Regions from separate parts of the Homo sapiens genome. Here region 1 is linked to region 2. A link is a loop called in an ENCODE intact Hi-C map of the cell type or tissue named here. Cell type or tissue: heart left ventricle. All regions are shown on one strand.

The links. Peaks named below come from ENCODE experiments on the same cell type or tissue, not always from the same donor. Only the 100,000 strongest peaks of a DNase experiment are listed, where the experiment ranks them.
Region 1: it touches region 2 in a loop (7-fold over the local background); 84 of 110 quality-filtered maps call a loop at or near these places.

The regions. Positions count from the first base shown.
Region 1 is chr1:45,358,607-45,361,106 of GRCh38, forward strand. All of the region lies in intron 4 of TESK2 (testis associated actin remodelling kinase 2), which reads right to left. It also overlaps the pseudogene LOC124904849. Among named protein-coding and RNA genes, the nearest start is that of TOE1, 20 kb to the left of the region's middle. RefSeq lists enhancers at 1,289-1,388, 1,649-1,728, 1,859-2,358. In heart left ventricle, a CTCF peak has its summit at 1,368 (motif pointing right); a DNase peak (open chromatin) is centred at 1,375; H3K4me3 peaks cover 738 bases; H3K27ac peaks cover 1,057 bases.
Region 2 is chr1:45,568,744-45,571,243 of GRCh38, forward strand. AKR1A1 (aldo-keto reductase family 1 member A1) reads left to right here. Exons shown (of 9, transcript NM_153326.3): 7 at 184-256; 8 at 400-486; 9 at 1,148-1,306. The coding sequence ends at 1,213. Among named protein-coding and RNA genes, the nearest start is that of NASP, 14 kb to the right of the region's middle. In heart left ventricle, a CTCF peak has its summit at 1,506 (motif pointing left); a DNase peak (open chromatin) is centred at 1,488.

The DNA.
Region 1 (2,500 bases), 210 kb before region 2:
CCTATAAGGTAGGTACACTGGTACTTTTTTTCCTTTTTTTTTTCATGTCAGACAACGTGCAGACATTAATAAGGTTTGAGGGTAGTACACCTCACACATGCACATGAAAATCCAATCATCGTGCTATGGACTACAAAATGACTACATACTATTACTCATTTTAGAGAAGGCATTTAGAAATTAAGCAACTTGCTTAAAGTTATCCAGTTATTAAGTGGCAGAGACTGGCAGACTCTGCAGTCTGGCTCCAGAGTCCATACTCTTTACCACTACGTTGCACTGGAGACTTAGAGACCACAGCATCTGAGTAAGAGAGCCTCATGCAGCACAGGAGCTCAAAAATGAATTTACTCAAACCTTATATGATGTATTATCTCCCTCCTCCTCCCAAGGGAGAAAAAGAGGGAAATTCCTCTAAGCCTAAAATTTATATCTTAATACATATTTTTGGGTACCATTGCATTTACAAAGGACTAGGGAACTTAATGGGATAAGAGGAGAAATATCTGAATTCTAGCCCAATTCAGCCTCCTAATAGCCATTTAACTTGGACAAATCAACTAATAAGGCTATCCATCTTTCACTTTTCTCAACTATAAGTAGGTATGATAATCCCTGATTCACCTAATTTGCAGTGTTGTTATGAGAATCTAATAAAATATGTGAAAGTTGGCCAGGCGCCGTGGCTCACGCCTGTAATCTCAGCACTTTGGGAGGCCAAGGCGGGCAGATCACCTAAGGTCAGGAGTTCAAGACTAGCCTGGCCAACATAGTGAAACCCCATCTCTACTAAAAATACAAAAATTAGCCGGGCATGGTGGTGGGTGCCTGTAATCCCAGCTACTCGGGAGGCTGAGGCAGGAGAATCACTTGAACCCGGGAGGCGGAGGCTGCAGTGAAGTGAGATTGAGCCACTGCACTCCAGCCTAGGCAACAGAGTGAGACCCTGTCTTGAAAAAAAAATATGTAAAAGTTGGCCAGGCGAGATGGCTCACACCTGTATTCCTAGCACTTTGGGAGGCCAAGGCAGGTGGATCCCCTGAGGCTAGGAGTTCGAGACCAGTCTGGCCAACATGGTGAAACCCCATCTCTACTAAAGATACAAAAATAAGCAGGGCATGGTGGCAGACGACTGTGATCCCAGCTACTTGGGAGGCTGAGGCACGAGAATCACTTGAACCTTGGAGGCAGAGGTTGCGGTGGGCAGAGATCATATCACTGCACTCCAGCCTGGGCAACAGGGTGAGACTCTGTCTCAAAAAAATAATAATAAAATAAAATATGTGAAAGCGCTTCGAAAAAAATTTAAATGTCATATATTTTCTGATGTGGTAATAATATAAGCACCAAAAAGAACCAGTTGGGGGCAGCACCATGCAGCACTTCAGATCCTTGGAAGCGTCGGACCAGTTTTGGCAAGACAGAAAGAATGACTAAAAATAAATCTTCCAACTTCTCAAAAGGGAAACTTGTTGATCTGCTTCATCCTGCTTGATAATCCATCTTTGAAAATCTTAAAATAAGGCATAATGACGGCATAAGCACAGCGCCTTGCTCTCTTCATTCTAGTTGAATCTGCCCAAGATTCACATTTGAGGTGCCCATTTGCTGAAAAGAAACTGAGCTTGTGAACTTCAGGGTTATAAGTGGGCAGTGAAGCTGACATCTAATCATGCAGGCAGATTTCTTTAGCTCTGAAAGTCAAAAGGTAGGCAGTGGTTCACTTCTTTAGCATGATGACAGTGTGATATGTCGGGCCTGTCTTCAGGAGCCACTCAGGTTTCCCAACTGAGTGCCAGGCAGAAGACACTATAATGAAAAGACTGTATGTGCACTCTCTATAGGCCAGGTGACACCAGGACTCTTGGTTCTGGGAAACACTTGTTTACTCTGTTCAGCAGTGTCTCTGAAGGCCCTGGAAATCCATATGCAAAGCCAGAGGGTGGAGAGCACAGGAAAAGGTGACAAAAGATGAGGAATCACACTTGGCTAATAGATTCTGGCTTCTCCAGGCAAACTGGAAAAAGCGCAAACCAAGGACCAGAGAGGGAAAACAAATGGAATTTGCTTTTACAACCCATTTCTCTTGCCTGCCTTTGGTGAATACATTAGTTGGGCTGATAAGCCTGTAGGCCCTCAGAAACCGCTTCTCAATGTTTCAAGACCTCTGCATGCATAAGAAAAGGAAATTTGAGATTTGTCAACAAGGAAGATTTCTTTCTTTTTTTTGAGACGGAGTCTCACTCTGTCCCTCAGGCTGGAGTGCAGTGGCGCCATCTCGGCTCACTGCAACCTCCACCTCCCAGGTTCAAGTGATTCTCCAGCCTCAGCTTCCCGTGTAGCTGGGATTACAGGCTGTGTCACCACACCCAGCTAATTTTTGTATTTTTTAGTAGAGACAGGGTTTTCCCATGTTGGCCAGGCTTGTCTCGAACTCCTGACCTCAGGTGATCCACCCGCCTCAGCCTCCCAAAGTGCTAGGATTACAGGCGTGAGCTAC
Region 2 (2,500 bases):
TATTTCAGTGTCTGGGTGAGGCTGAGGATCTTGCCTTGTGATCTGGAGGGAGGCCACTGTAGGCATATTTCCCATTTCAGCAGGGCTCAGGTGCTCCAGGAGCTTAGGGAAGCTGCATGGGGAACAAAATAGTGCTTATGAATACTGACCCCTTTTCCTCATCTGTCTAATCCCCCAACTTAGGTGGCAGGTCCAGCGGAAAGTGATCTGCATCCCCAAAAGTATCACTCCTTCTCGAATCCTTCAGAACATCAAGGTACTTGGTAATGGGTTCTATCTTCTTTAGCTCTTTGGGACATTTTCTTGGCCCTGACTCTACCTGGCTAAAAAGGCAGTGTTGTGGAACCCCAGCTTCTGCTCACAAAGCTGGCTTTCTTGAACCCCACTCTCCATCCTCAGGTGTTTGACTTCACCTTTAGCCCAGAAGAGATGAAGCAGCTAAATGCCCTGAACAAAAATTGGAGATATATTGTGCCTATGCTTACGGTGAGGATGTATCAGCCTCCTAGACTTGGGGAATGTGAGATTTGGGGTGGGATTCTGGCCCAGGTGTGACCTAAGGCTTGCTGGTTGTGAGAAGGACACAATGTTGTGGGTGGGATTGCTATGCTGGACATAGTGCCCTCATTTCTCTTTATTGAGCTCAGGGAAGTAGTATGGCTCAGGGATAAGGCATATAACCTGTGAGTCCCAGTCCTGCTTCTTGATATCTTGTAACCTAGAGCAAGTTATTAAACTTCTCCAAGCCTCAGCTTCCTATGTGTAAAATGAGCCCAGTTCCTGACATGTAGTAGATTCTCAGTAAATGATATGAGGAGAGCCCAGAAGGCGTTGTTGACCTCACTCGAGGGATTGGGGTTGGGAGGGAAGTCGGCTGTACTTAGGGAAATAAATGGTTCCTGGCCTCTTGATCTCAGTTCAGACTGCAAACTCTTAGGGGCAGGGGTAGCTACATATCAGGCTATGGGTTTGGTGCTAGAATGGTGTTGATACTGTGGTGTTCTCTGAGGATGGGGATCCCAGCCAATGCCATCTGGCATAGTGCTGTACACAGGTGAGTTTGTTTAGGAAGATTTGGGGAAGATGCCTGGAGTCTTTGGAATGGCAACTCCTGCTGATGGAGTAATCTATCTGTCTCTCTTTCCAGGTGGATGGGAAGAGAGTCCCAAGGGATGCAGGGCATCCTCTGTACCCCTTTAATGACCCGTACTGAGACCACAGCTTCTTGGCCTCCCTTCCAGCTCTGCAGCTAATGAGGTCCTGCCACAACGGAAAGAGGGAGTTAATAAAGCCATTGGAGCATCCATATTGCTTGCTTGTCTTATTTGCCTGGTCAGGCCTGAGATGGAGGCTGTTTCCCTCAGGGATGACAGACCTCGGGCTGCTGGATGTGACCTGCCCTTGAAGCCCAAATATTCATATCCTGGTTCTGGAGGAACCTGTGAGGAGGCTGAGTAATTCTGTATCCTTGCATTAGGCACGTTGGGAAGTAGCGCCATCTACTGGCACATCTTAAGCACTGCATGCTTCCCTGGAGTCTTCTCAAGAATGCCTCAAATTGGCCACCTCAGGAGTGAGCGATCAGGGCAATGATTGTCCGTTGGTTTCAAGGCAGTGCTGGACCTGGGCCTTAAGTTTCCATCCCCCTGTCCTGACCAGTGCCTAGGTTTAGTAATTTGAAGAGTCCAAGCGACTTACATTAAGAAGTTAGGGAATCCTAGCTTGCAAAATCACAAAAGGTGGGGACAGGGGCTTTCTCCATCAGACACTATAGTCAGTGTGCATAGGTGACCTGCAGGAGGCAACAGTCCTGCCCAGACCTTGTCACTCGGCCCCTAAGGCCCTATCTTATGCACTTTTTATTGGTGGGCACCAGAGACCACTGATAAACAGGTTTTAGGAAGGTTTATGGCAAATCTCTCTAACCTCCAGTCACACGAAACTCTTTACTTTCCCAAACCATTGCTCTTTGTTCAAGAAGTATTTATTGGGTACTTATGGGTTAGGCATGATGCTAAGCCCTGGGGATATAGCTATAACCAAGACACATAAGTCCCTACAGCCTACTTGAGGAGACAGACTAAGTAATTGCATAATTAGTTTAATTACAGTCGGAAGAAGTGTTATGAGAAGTGCAGGGCGAGTAGCCTACTTATTTAATCAGCTAAGATCTGAAAGATGAATAGGGATTAATTAGTTAAAGGAGGTAAGAGTGGGAACAGCATTCCATACAAATTGGACAGCTTAGGGAAAAGTCTTGAAACTGGAAGACGCTGCTGGAAAAGCCTAAAGAAGACTTGTAGGACAGCAACTAAAAGTAAGGGGGACCTGGTGGTAGAGGCGATGGCATAAAACAATGCTGGCATTGGTAGGAACTGATGATTGGAAGGCCTAAAAGACTGTTGAGATTTCTATTATTTATTTTTTGAATTGAGGTCTCTGTCACCGAGGCTGTAGTATACAAAAATTTTAAATTTTTATAGAGATTAGGTCTCCTTAT